Regions from separate parts of the Homo sapiens genome. Here region 1 is linked to region 2. Evidence: chromatin contacts called from ENCODE Hi-C or POLR2A ChIA-PET data. All regions are on one chromosome and are shown on one strand. The core of a region is the stretch at or near the end of the contact, and the rest is flanking DNA. Distances in the headings are between cores, read along the strand shown. Region 1 overlaps DOCK2 (dedicator of cytokinesis 2). Region 2 overlaps DOCK2 (dedicator of cytokinesis 2).

Region 1 (6,895 bases), core at 1,161-3,660, 100 kb after region 2:
AAAAGTTTTCTGGGAAAGACCTCTTATTATTTTCCTTTAAAACATATTGGAGACATTTTACAACTGAAACCAAGCAGTTTTTTCCTGGGAGTTATGTCTAGAAAAGAAATGCGTGATCTCTGTAATCAAAGACCTCTAAAGAAGCACTGCTGACTATTTTTAGCATAAACATAAAGATGAATGCTGGAGATATGACTGGAAAAGTAGAGAAGGGAGTGAGGGAAGGAGGAGCAAGTGGCTTAGAGGGACCTCGTGCCCTTGAGAAGGTGAAAAGGAGCCGATTCCTTAGGGCACCATTTCCCAAACTTCAATCACTCATTCTCCACCTTCATGGTTTTTGCAAGATTCCCCATACCATCTACACAGTTATTCACTTCACTTTTTTTCTCTAAATCCATTCGCTTTTTAAATTTAAAAACATGTTTTATGTAAAACAGGCAATATCACTTTTGGAAATGCAGACCTGCATCAATTACAAAAAGTATTTAAAAGGACTAGTTTTAGAAGTTAAAGCCTTCAATAAAAAAAGTAAAAATGATTGTATTCTAGCTAGATAACTATTGCTTGCTCAGGGCTGTGAAACTGAGACCTGCTCTTTCTTTGCAGAGAAATGTGATAAGCCAGCATTAGGAAGGTTTTAAAGACGTTCTAGTACCAAACTCAGATTTTCCCCTCTAGGTTATTGGAAGGATTGAAATAAATTTGAAAAGAGAACAACTTTCTTACTAAGTAATTTAATGTTATTTAATCTTGGATGCTATGGTGGCATTCACTCAACCCTTTGGGTAACTTGTGCTAGGATTAATGCTAAGGAGAAGTGAAGGGAGTGATTGGGGCCAAAACAGCCTGGAATCAGCTGGTGGTTTAGAGCCAATTGCCACTCACTTCCTGTGGAGTCTACAGTAGTCAAAACCAAAGGATCCATTCACCTTTATGTACGGAAATCCCTGCAAGCTCCTGAGAGCCATGGATAGAATCTCTAGGCATTGGTGTTGGGTCTGTGCTCTTGGTGAGATAGGATGTATCCAAGTGTTCAATGGTAAGAGGAGAGCCAAGGAGGCTTAGGGAGCAGAGAGAAGGAGTTAGATAGAACCAGATGACCCCACATGTCTTGATAAGAGCAAGCAGCATAGCCATAGCCTCCAGCTGCTGGAGCCTCTGGGAAATACCACTTAGGAAACCGTATGCATGGCTAATTTAGCAGCAACATCTCCAGAGAAGAAGACCCAGTGGGCAATCCATCATGCGCTGGATCATGCTGCTTTATGTACAGTGACATGCACTGAGCGCATCCATCATCGGGGAGAGAGATCACGGCTTAACAAGGCCTGGGGATGAGTATTTCACATCACTTATTCATTCGTTTCTAAGATCTGACTTTCCAGAACACAACGCAAGTTTGAAGTCATTTGAATGTTTTCTAAAAAAAAATGACAACTCTCATCTTCCCACTGTTACTACGATGGGGCTGTTCAGATCTCTGCTTTCATCAAATTAATTGCCCGTTCCCTTGCAATGGCTTAGATACAAGGATATAGATTCTTTCTGGGAGAACAGTCTGGCTTTGAATGGTAATGAGGGATATATGCATACAATTGCTGTTCTTCTGGAAAGGATGGTGTGCATGAAGGTTTGCTAACCCAACCAGGGGTGTAACTTAATTTAGAATGTTTGCTGGAGATGTTTGAATTAAGTGCTAGAAAAATGCAAACATTCTCAGACATGTTGGAAGGTCATAGTTTAGCCAAATATTGTCACTTTTAATTCGGTTTAGAATATCAGAATGTCAGAACTAAAAGGGACTCTTGGGGCCATTTAATTAAAGACCCTCATTTTTCAGATGGGGAAAATGATTTGCCCAAGGCGAGGTCATGAAACTCATAGTAGACTTGGAAATCACCCCTTGCCCTTTTTACTTATATAGGCCAAATATAAAATCATTTTAAGGTAACAGAAAATACATTATCTGGCTCCGGAAAAGAAGAGAGACTATCCAAAATTTAAATGGAGGTTAGTTCAAATTAATTCTTCTTGTTTATGATGAATAGTTTTGTCCTCTCTGTCTAGACATTTAATAATTTTTGTCCCTTCTAATGATTAGAAAATTTGTTCAAGTTAGAAGATATAAAAAAAGAAGCAGCAAAAAGAGAGCAATTGATGAAACTTCTGCTTAGGCTTTCCAATGCTGCAGGGCTCTTCCGGGGCCCTCTTTTTTAAAGGAAGACTTCACATTGAGGTGAAAGGCATTTATCTGTGAGCAGTCCTGACGCTTCTGTTATTTGATTAAAAACAGGTGGTTCCTCTTTGTAAGGAGCTGATGGGTTCAATGAAAAGATGCTCAAGGCCCTGCCTAAGTGCAAGCACCTTCTGCCTTCCAGGCATATGGTCTCTTACTCATTGAAATTTCAGGATTCTGCCAGAGAGAATGAGAAGTTTTAAAAGAAGACATAGGCAACCCAATTAGGCTCCAGTTTGCTCAGGCCCTAAGCTGCCAGTTTTCAACAAAAAGAGAAGTGTAATAGAGAAAGCAAAACTGTTCACTTTGGTCAACAAAATTAGATGTCGTCAACGGAAATTACTGCTTTTGACCACTTTTCTACTATGCCATGGAAAGTGGGCTTCCAGCTAAGGGGGCATTGATCTTTCTAGTAAAAACAGGTATAAACCCTTGCATTTGTTCAGAGGTTTGCAGTTACAAAACACATTCACATATATTATTTCATTTGGTCTTCATGGCAACTCTGAATAGGGATAATTGTTCCCTATTCAGATAAGGAAAGTGAGCCCAGATTAAGTTAGCTGATGGCAGACTTGGGGATTAAAACACAGATCTTTGACTCCAAGTTTACACTGTATATCATGTTTCCCTTTTGTCACTTATAAAAATTTACTGCAGCAAACTTACTCTGTGCTAGAAGGAAATGACATACTTAGAAATGAACATAAAGTTCTTATCATGGTTCTTGACTGTGCCAAGTAAGGGCTTGGCATAGCATAGCTACTGTTGAGGAAGAGGCAGTGTGGTGGAATAATTAAGATCACAGGTTTGGGATTTGAAAAATCTGGATGTGAGTCCTGAGTTTGGCCCTTTCTGCTCTAGGAAAATGCTCTGTGTGAGCGAGACCGAATGCCTTAACTTTCCTGAAGGTGGAATGAGATGCAAATGTGCATGCCAAGCTTACCATGATGCCTGCACTTAGTGTTTGATAAGCCTAGGGATGATTACATCAAAAGGGTATGCTCATAGACTTTGTTCTAAGGAAACAAAGCAATCCCTGCCTTGGAACCAGATGTTAACATTTCATAGTTAAATACCTTGTTTTTGCCTCTCTTGACTTTTTGCATTTAAAAGTTTGCTAGAGTGTTCAGCGGACCCTATGGCTTTATGGTCTACAGAGCAGGCCTCGCTTGTGGCCAGGTACCTGTATATGATGCACGCCGTGTTCTGGCAGGTACTGCAATTGTTGAGATCTTGGCCAGTTCGATAAAAGTTGCGCCTGCAAGACAGAGCATTTGCTGGATAAATCTATGGGCAAAAGTCACGTGGGCCACAAACATTCAACCTACTTGTCCCTTAGTCCCTATAGCACAGCATTCACGGTGCTCTGAAGTTGCACGGCCATTACAAATAAGGAAACAAGAATGTCACGACAATAGGAGCTCACATGTCTAGAAGGCTTTATACGTGTTAAAGATTTCTCAAGCTGAGAGTTTTTTCATGCTGACAACAATCCTGTTGTGAGATGAGGGATTCTGCAGGTGAGTGGAAGGGAGGTTATTAAAACTCCTGACCTCTTAGTTCAGTACATTTCATTCTGCATCATCACAGTGTTTCTCTCCTATACGGCAGTGCTGATTCTGATTCATACAGCAAACAGCAGTTAATGACTTCTCTCTCCTACTGTTTTTGATGAGCTTTAGCCATTGCTTCTTCTTTGTCTTTAGAGAGCACTTTCTGCAGGGACGAGCATTTCGCATCTAAACAAATAACTGCCTTTTCCTCCTATACTGGTGCTGAGTCACCCAGGAAAGCATTTTGTGACTTTTTTTCTCTTTGCCGAAAATGAATTGTGCAAAATGAATTGTGATCTCATTTCAGTTCCAATTAGTTGGTCATTGATGGGCCAGCCCGTCATCAAAGTAGTCAGTACAGGGGAAGGTCAATAGTAAGCTGAGTGGCCATCTCAAGTCCTTTGTCACAATGACATGAAGAACAGAAATACTGTACAAATGCAGTAGCTTGCTAAGAGGAGGGGGATGGGGAAGTGCCTTCCTGCTATCATTTTCCCCCATCATGTATCAATAGAACCCTCATCTTCATAAAAATCATTTTTGATCTTACTGCTCCATTGCTGCCTTTCCCCATTCTGTTAACACCTGAAAACGAAAACAAACAGCAGTAGAAATCCACAGAAATCCACCAAAGCCTAGAACTAAATGAAATTCCATTAGAGAAAAGGGAGGTCTGTGGTTATGATTTGGAGAAACAACAGTGCTTCAAACATTTTGGAGACATTTTTACTAAAAGAAACCAAAGCTGTCTCTGCCCCTGTGTTGGCAAATGACTTCACCCAGTCATTTTTAATATGAAAAAAAAATCTCCTTACCCTTCAGTGAGAGCTCGAGCTTTCTCCAAGTCTTGAATTACATTCAAAAGGACTTTAATTTTCTCTTGGTTCGAGTGCAGAGATTCCTCCACAGATTGCAGTCGGCCTTGGAGGTCGCAGAGTTCACCCCGTGCCAGGTGAATTTGATTAATGTCACTAATCTCCCTGTTGCTCTGAAGTTTGGTCTCACTCCTTGAAAGAGAGGATGGGAGATGATTACTTCCTGGACAATTTGGAAACTCCAGTGTGTCTGACTCGGTGGGGTTGTTTGCCGTCTGCTCCTGACACCCAGGGGCAGATTTCGATGCACTGTTAGTTTTGAGTGACACCAGATTCTGGTGATTGTTACTTGATGAAGGACAGTCTGAGGCTCTTCCTGGGTGGGCTGGCTGGCTGTGGGAGCCTTGTGAGGGGGAACTGTGAGTCCGTGGAGATGAAGGAACACACGTTTCCTTTGACTGAGATGACAGTGAGCCAAGGTCTTTGTCATCTGAGTTGTCTTTGGGCAAAAGCAATTCAGGTTTAAGTTCCTCTGTGCCTGGTGTGTGGCTGGCAACGCTGGTGGCATTTAAGCAGGAGGTGGATTTTTCTGAATCTAGTGGAGTCACCCTTCTCCCATCACCTGGACGTGTGTCATCCAAAGGGTGTATGGAGTTACTTACTTCAGCTGACCTGTCTGGGCTGAGAGCAGACTCTCTAGCTTCCCAGGAAGGACTGTGATAAATATCATCTGGAACCTGAATGGCAGCTGTGGCTTTCTCTAAGGACCTCCAAGTTCCTGCTTCCAAGCATATGCTAACAGGACCATTGCTTTGCACCTTGGGGACCCTTGGGAGGAATGCATGGGACACCTTGACCCTTCGAGGCCCATCCTCAAGATGCTGAGCCAACCTTAAGTAGGCAAGGTCAGAAGACACAATGTCCTGTTCAGAGAGGTTACCGTTGACCTGGATGGCACTTTGGGAGGCTGTTGGCATTTCCACCAGGGACTTACTGGCTGTGAGTCTCTTCCTTTTGAAAACTGGGAAATGCTTCCTGAGACTGGGGGAAGTTTGGATTGCAATGTTGCGAAAGCCCCCTGCCTTCTGGGACCTGGGGAAGGAGAGCGAGTAGGTGGGGGGAAGATGGTGCCTGGTTGCTTGAGTCTTCCCCATCACAGCCGGGTCTTCTGGAGTTTGGACGTCAACCTCAGCTAGGCCAGTTGGATTCTTAGTGGTCCCATCTTCCTTGAATCTCACCTGCTGGGATTTGCTCCTGCGGTGGTGAGGTTGTTTCACAAACTCCACTGATTCTAGACTGTTACGCTTTAGAAGCACAGGTCTCACTTTCATATTTTGCTGGGCCATTGAGCCTCAGTGGGAAGGATCAGGACCATACACTTCTCCTAGGCACATCTCCCCTTAGGTCTTTGGAGCAGTATCTAATGATAGTATTTCAATCATAGAGAACTGCTGGCCAGGATGGAGTGGTCCTCTCCTCTTAGTATGGGAAATCCTGTTGGCCATTCCCAGCCTCTAGAGTCTACGTAGGAACTATCTGTAATGCTTTCCCTGCAGTTAAAATATTAATTCATTGTAGTCATAATTGCTCCTTGGAAAAACAAATGAGTTAGGCTAACTATTAAACATCTGATCTACCAAGAGAGCTGGTAGGCGGTTTATCAAGGGAGGCTGGCACGCGGTTCTGATCTTGGAAGAAGCTGGCTGTCTTGAACAAAAAGACAACAAAAGTACCATTTAGGGGGTAGTGCCAGACTCCCAATGAGTGAATTCCAAAAGAAACCTGCTACGTCTAGAACATACAGCTTTTTGTTTCCCAGAGCATTAATTTCCAGGGTGAAACTGCAGGAAACTTAAATGCATCTTCTTTCCATAGCAGGTAAACAGGTGGAGAAATAAATGACCTGGAGGTTTGCTTGTTTGATGATACATGATGCTCCCAAGGGAACATTCCCATTTATGTCAATCACAAATTCCTCCTTTGGGGCCATTGTTTTCTTTCATGCTGTCTCTCTTTTCTTCAGTGAGGGAAACTTATCTTCCTAAATAGCCTCACAAAACCCAGTGGGGTATGACCAGGACAGGATTGAGGAATCACAGGGGATTCAGTGGGCAGAGTCCCTGTTGTGGTGTGTTGGCCGAAGTTCACATGTGGGCACGGTGAGCTACGTCTGCAGCCTCCATGATGATGTATGTTTGCTTGGCCTCAGGGGCTGAGGTCTGAGATGAGCTGGGGTCTGATATCTGCAAGCAGGCGAGGAGCACCTGAAAGGGAAGAGACAACAGTGG
Region 2 (6,693 bases), core at 759-3,258:
GTCTGTGTGTGGACGTTCCCTGCAATACCAAGCACTTAAATGCGACCACACTGAGAGCCCTCATTAGTCCTAGGCAGCCAAAGTAGATTTGCTGAGCATGCCACCATCCAGGCTGGAGAGACTGCCCACATGGAACCAGACGCCACAGTGGAGAGGGGAGCCAATTATCCAAAGGCAAATGAGACTCTAATTACAGCTTTAGCTAAAGAGTGGGAAATTATTTGAGGAGAGACTTCCCATTTCTGGTGTAGGCACAACACAGGACAGTTGTTCAGAATAAGGGGCTGGATCAATTCCTGATTTTGCTACCTTACCCGGGATACTTCACCTCTGTAAGCATCTGATTCTTCACCTGTGAAAGGAAAACAATATAGACGGTTGACCTCACTGGTTTCCCGTGAGCATTGAATGTGATGTTGCCGGTGAGAGGCATAGAGAGGCCTGGTCCTTAGTAAGGACTCATAAGCCAAGTTTCATCATTAATAACTATTACTAGTGCTACTATTATTTGCAGTCATCTGGTAGCATCATAGAAGGTACAACTGGAAGTCAGGAGAGCTGGAGTCTCAGCTCTGCAGTTTCCTGTGCATTCCAACTTAGAGAATGAATTCATCCCTCCGTCTTCATTTTCCTCATTTCTCAAATGAGAAGCTTGAATGAGGGGATACGTGAGCACACATTCCCTCCTGAGGTTTGTGGTCCTAAGCTAACTGTAACCTAGGGTTCAGGGTTTGAGTTACTCTGTGCAGCAGCACTCAGCACCTTCCACTGCCACAAGTGCTCCTGGATGGTGGGAACCTGGCTCCTCAGTTACTATTTCTGGAGTTCTTACTAACACACAGAGGTGCATTGTGCTGAGAACCATATATCATTACCTTCATGAATCCTCCCATCAACACTGTCTTACAAGGGCTGTTATGATCACCTCTTTGCAGGTGCTAAAGCTGAGATTTATATAGGAAGCTGGGATTTAAACATAGGCTCCTAACACCCATACTAAATGGTCTCTGTGTCCACAGTGTTCAGTAGTGAGTAGTAATATTTTTGTTCTTATAAATATTGGTTGGGCTGCACTCGAGGATTTGGAAGAACTGGGATGGAGAGGACACTCAGCAGTGTGCTCTTATTGCACTCTTCTCTCTTTTACTCAGTCCTTTCAAAATTGTAGGCACAAAAGTCAGGAAGGCAACACCTGTAAGACTTTGGGGGCAGCTCCTGCTACCTTAGCCCTGTCTAACTTTCTCTCTCTGTAAAATGAGACTGATAAACAGTTGCTCTGCCCTACTTGCCTGGTAGAGTCATTTTGAGCTACACGAAGGATTGTATATGCGTGTGTGCATTAAAGAATTTGCACATTGGGCATATCGAGTGTTTGAGCTGAAAGGAATGTTAGCAACCAGCTGCCCAGAGATAGTCAAATTCAGCAATTGAGAGAAACCCTGAAGGGGCTTCACCTTGGGTGTATAACAAGCAGGCCCACTTCTCCCTGCTTCTTAGAATAGCTCACTGTATCTATGTCTCTGTCAGTCTACTGATCTACCAATCTATCTATCTATATATCCAAGAAAATTTTCAGCAAAAAAATTCTAAGTCTAAAGAAGTATGTGGTATTCGTTTTTCTGTGCCTGGCTTATTTCAGTTAGCATCACGTGAAAAATTGATCTGGCTCTGATGAGGGATGTTGATAGTGGGGAAGGCCACGTGTGGGTGGGGACAGGGGATATATGGGAACTGTGTACTTTTGACTCAATTTTGCTGTGAACCTAAAGCTGCTCTTTAAACAAAACTACTCCAAAAATAAAAAACAAATACAGTACAAACATTGACCTGAATTACCACCACCCCTGATCCATTTTACAGAGGAGGAAAAAAGGCCCTGAAAGAGGAAGTGGCTCTTCTAAGGCTACTGAGTAGAAGAGTTAAGATAGAACCCCTGGTTCAGCTTTTTCTGCCCACATACCAATTTACTTACCAATTGTTAGCACTGAAAGTGTGGCCCTGTCCCTCCCTGGCTTAAAGGGTACACTTCAGTGACTTAGGGAGGGGGTGGTGGGGCTTCAGTTTCACTGCCTGTGCTCATGGTGGTGCCTGTGGTTGGGGGGAGGGGACATCTCTGCCATTGCTGGCTCCCTGGCATCACTGTGCCTGCGATTGTGAGCTGTTGGTGGTGGTGTCCAATGGCTCACACTGGCTCATTGCTGGGACAGTGGGATAATTTCCTAGGGCCAGCTCTAGAGGAACTCACAAGATGATTAGGTGGTGGCTGAGGTTCAGATGGGTTCAGGCTTTCTGCCCCACCAGCTTCTAGCTATGCAGGTCCAGCCATCTCCCTGTCCGTCTCTGTCTGTCTCTCATTTGTTCTGTCCCCACCCCACCCCCGCATCATCCCATGCAGCCCCTTTTCTAAAATCTTCTGCTTCACCCCATCCCTAGAGGAACTCCCCCTTTCCCCTTGCTCTCTTCTTAAGCCTGAACAACTCGCATCAGCTTAGACACCAGCCAGTTCCTAGGGAGGCAGTTCTCCACTCAGTCCCCTCAGGTTCCAGGTGTGGAGGAGGTGTGGTGACTGACTGTGGCCCCGTAGAGAGTGTAGGCTGCAGGAATTCATCCCGTTGCATTTGCCCTCCCAGAGAGAGCTCTAACCAGTTTTCTTTCTGGGTCACCGAAGCAGTAAGGCACACCTTGCCAAGGTGAGCATTATTTTTTTCTCAGACCCAGCGTCTTCTAATCTACTTTGGGGGTCATGTATTTCCCCTTCCACCATGGCTTTGGCCTTGATCCTTTTGGATCTAGCAACCCTGGCATTGCTGTGCTAAGAAGCATGTGGCTCTTGCCCATCCAGCGTGAGCCCAGTTTGCCCTGGTGATTGCCACCTTCCCCTAGCTGTAAACTCTGCTCTATGACTGAGGAGGGACGGAGTCAGCTCTGGTTAGATTTGTAAGTTTTAAGGCTCCCCCAACCCAATAAATGTGTGTGTGTGTGTGTGTGTGTGTGTGTGTGTGTGTGTGTGTGTTGAATCGTTCTAACACACCTTCCAAAATGCATGGGAAAGTTGTCAACTTCTTTTCTCATGGTGTGTTAAAAGAATTTGGCATCCAATAAAGTACCTCTGGGCCTTGTGTGCTGGCAGCTTCTGGGCAGGTTGACGGTTTCCTCCCTGTTCGTATTTGTTTCATCATAAGCCAAACAAAAGCACTGAGAATCCATGTATTCGGGATCTCAGGGGCCTCTCCTCCTTCTCGTGCTTCTCTAAGATTTTCCTTGTGCTTACGTAACACCAGCTTCCTGACTTCAGGTAAAGAGTGTGTGTTTTCTCTCTGTATTCCCAGTAACTGGCACTGGGATAGGTGTTTGAAGGTGAAAGGACCAGTTGCCTTCATTGAAAGATGGTAATATCGTCTATTGAAGAAAACACTACACAGTACGTCTTCACTTATTGTCATCCATAGGTTCTTGGGAACCGTAACTTTAAGTGAAATGATGTATAACAAAACCAATTTTGCCATAGGCTAATTGATATAAACAAGAGTTAAGTTCCTAACTTAAAATATCACCATAAAATATCGCCATACTTCTAAATAAAGACCAAAACACTTCTAATATTATACATTAAAATAAATGTGAGCTATACATACATTTAAGAATAATAAAAACAAGTAAGATCATGACTTACCCACTTATTCCAGTTCAGGGTCCTGGTGGCTAGAGCCCATGCTGGCATCTCAGGGTGCCGGGCGGAAACCAGCCTTGGACAGGATGCCATTCCGTCACGAGGTGCACTCACACACCTATGCTCACTCACACAGTGGCCATGTGGACATGCTAAATGAACCTGATGCACATGTCTTTGGAATGTGGGAGGAAATTGGAGTACCTGGAGAAAATCCACATAGAAATGGGGAGAACGTGCAAACTCCACAGACAGTGGCCCCAGCTGGGAATTGATTTTTTTTCTCATCAAGGTTATAACAAAACAACATTGAATGAAACGATGTTATTCAAGACCTGCTGTGCTAAGAGCTGGAAAATTTAAACTCTAGTCCAGGAAAGCTACTAACAAGCAGTGTGACCTTGGACAAACCACTTAACCTCTCTGGGCTTCATTTCACATTGTATAATCAGAATGTTGGATCTCTGAGATCCTGTTCATCTCTGACAGTCAGCCAGTCTCTGTTGCCAGGACAGCATAGAACAAGAGACAGCAGCTTCAAGTACTATTTAAACTGCCTGAAAGGCATTCTGTTATCCTGGGGTTTTGTGGGCACTAGTGTCAGCCTGACATGAAAGACACAGAAGGACTCACTGTGTTTGGATGTACCCAGATTAGGGTATTGTCCACACAGGCCGTGGTGTGTGAATCCAGTGTGTCATTGAGAGGCTTGTTAGAACTAGTTCTGTGTTTCTTGGCATGGGACCTGGAACTCTACCACTTTCTGCCCTTCTCCACGCCCCCTCTCCCGCCCCCACAGAGAGGGGCAGCAGTCAGGACATTGCCCCCTTTTGCAGGTGGATGTTTCTCTCCATGCAAGTGTTTGTGTGGGTCTCAAAAATTTGCTTTTCATCAGGCTCATCCCTGCCGATGTCCCAGATTTGCCAGAACCCCCGTCTGCAGCAGGATGCTTTGTTTTGTTTGTTGGTTTATGGGGATTCTGGGCTCTGTCTCTGGGTGCAGTGGCAGGTTTTAAAATCAATTACAATCCAGGTAACAGGAGGTTCACCACAGCACTCTGCTGTCTGTTCAAGGCCTGTGCTGAGAAATTAAGTAGGTCCCAGTTACCTCTCAGAAAATTTGTGGTATTTCAGGGGACTACAGCGAGTTGCAAATCTTGATAGGTAGTGGGACCTGTCAGCAAACAGCAGACTGGCTTATGTTGTGGTTCAGCAGGAAAAGGAGAGAATAATTCCCTGAGCATAAGATGTGTTGCTCCCTCTTCTAGTTTATCAGGAGATAGCCACATACATCAAGAGACAGACCCTGGGTTTGGGGTACAAGCAGGAGAGCTGGTTATTTCTTGCTCTGTTTCCAAGAAGACGGGAAACTGTGGTTGTAGTCTCCTTATTCGTGATCAGGTTCCTTGCAGCTGTTTCATCTCCAGGCCTAAAGCTGACCAGTTACTCCTTTCTCTGTCTCCTGCCAACCTAGGGGGAGAACACTAGGCAGCTTCCTCCTTAGTTTTTTTTTTTTTTTTTTAATTTCTTGATTCATCCTGGGAAATGGGTACATCCACAGAATGCCTGCTGTGTGATTGCAGGTCTCCAGGTCCTTCTTTCTACGCCTTAGGGTCAGAAATAGGGGGAACACAGAGAGCAGGACTACCTAACTGTTTTGGAGAAATTCAACAGCCATGTAGGTCTTCGGTTCTCAACTGCATTCGAGGTTTGCTTTACCCATCCTTGCCTAGAGGGGATTTCATCCACTCTGCTGGCTCAATGCCATCCTGCTGCCTACAGCTGCAAAACTTAATTTTTAGTCTACGTCTTCACCTTCATCCCAAGACCTGTATCGTTAACTGGCTCTCTGACATATCAAATTCCACATGTGATAGTTGGAGCCACATTTTTGATGAAGAGAGGCAATGTTTAGAACAGGTTTTCCAATTCAAAAAATGTTTATTGATTCTCTGGCATAAACAAAACATTTTGTAGCCATTTAGAAAATACAAAGATGATGAAAATATGGTGATGTCCTCAAGGAGCTTGCCTTTATTTGCAAAATGAGGCATTCTTTATTATAATGCAGAATGAATATTTTATAGTAGAGATAATAAGCAAAGCGCCATGAGACTTCAGAGGAGAGAGCCAGAGGATGTTAAAGTCATTCTTGTAGTTTAAAACCTCCAAAAGATTATTTAAAATGAACAAGAAACACCAAAGAACTTCAGAAATTGGAAATATTCAACTTTTATTATATTAGATTTGGTAACCTCTGATTTTTTCATGATCTTGACTTTGGCCCCAAATGTACAAAGAGTGTTTGTTGGATGATCTCCTTACCAAAGTCTAGAGTTCCAGAGAGCCATTTCAGGGTTTTCCATTTGGTTTCATAGTTGAATTGTATTCATCGGTGACTTTGGAAAAGTCATGTCAGTTTTTTGGTTCTTGGCTTCTTGATCTGTAAAATCTGGATTATAGTGGGGTTAAATGTGAATATTAAATAACAATGCTCAACACAGTCCCTGAATGGCAATAAATGCTAGATAAATGATAGTTTGAAATTAGTATGATTATTATTTCCATTTTAATTATTCATTAATAATTATTATACCCATTTTTATTATCAGTTTGAAGTTAGAGACACTGTAGAGCATTAAAAATAAAAAGTTGCTTAAATTGACTTTTTAGAATATCAAGATAGAAAAAAAGCTATGGGAGAAAGGGTGTTCATATATACTATAATAATTACGATACTAGTTACTTTTAATAATTTTTATAAAAACTTACAAAGTAGGTTGTTATCACTATTTTACAGATGGATAAACCTGCTTAAATGTGCCAGTTCTTTCCAATAAGCAAGCTTGCAGATACTTAACTAATTTTTAACTATTGATGTATTTGTTTTTTCCCCTCACAATCTACTGTCTCCTAGGAAGGCGGAGATAAACCTGATAGTTTGAAATTAGCACCCTCTTTTACTCAACCAGCATAAAGGACTGTTTGACCCAGGCAAGTGATGAGGTGATTTGTAAGGCCAAT

Evidence for each region. Hi-C counts contacts between places; a loop is a spot of excess contacts on that map. ChIA-PET counts read pairs that join two places held with the same protein, here RNA polymerase II (POLR2A). Pooled maps may share reads with other maps.
Region 1: a loop to region 2 is called in a pooled map, with 2.0 times the contacts of the local background. The contact joins two enhancer-like sites. A Hi-C loop is called at or near these places in 1 of 50 pooled maps. POLR2A ChIA-PET finds 5 or more read pairs at or near these places in 4 of 52 experiments (AG04450, OCI-LY7, WTC11 and 1 more).

The regions. Positions count from the first base shown.
Region 1 is chr5:169,877,946-169,884,840 of GRCh38, forward strand. The region is part of intron 27 of DOCK2 (dedicator of cytokinesis 2); the gene reads left to right. INSYN2B (inhibitory synaptic factor family member 2B) reads right to left here. Exons shown (of 4, transcript NM_001129891.3): 2 at 4,608-6,871; 3 at 3,423-3,497. The coding sequence starts at 5,953. Among named protein-coding and RNA genes, the nearest start is that of INSYN2B, 99 kb to the right of the region's middle. Within about 2 kb of position 2,411, at least 2 of the 41 ENCODE cell types and tissues checked have a DNase peak (open chromatin) inside an H3K27ac peak, as active enhancers do.
Region 2 is chr5:169,777,328-169,784,020 of GRCh38, forward strand. All of the region lies in intron 25 of DOCK2 (dedicator of cytokinesis 2), which reads left to right. Among named protein-coding and RNA genes, the nearest start is that of DOCK2, 140 kb to the left of the region's middle. Within about 2 kb of position 2,009, at least 3 of the 41 ENCODE cell types and tissues checked have a DNase peak (open chromatin) inside an H3K27ac peak, as active enhancers do.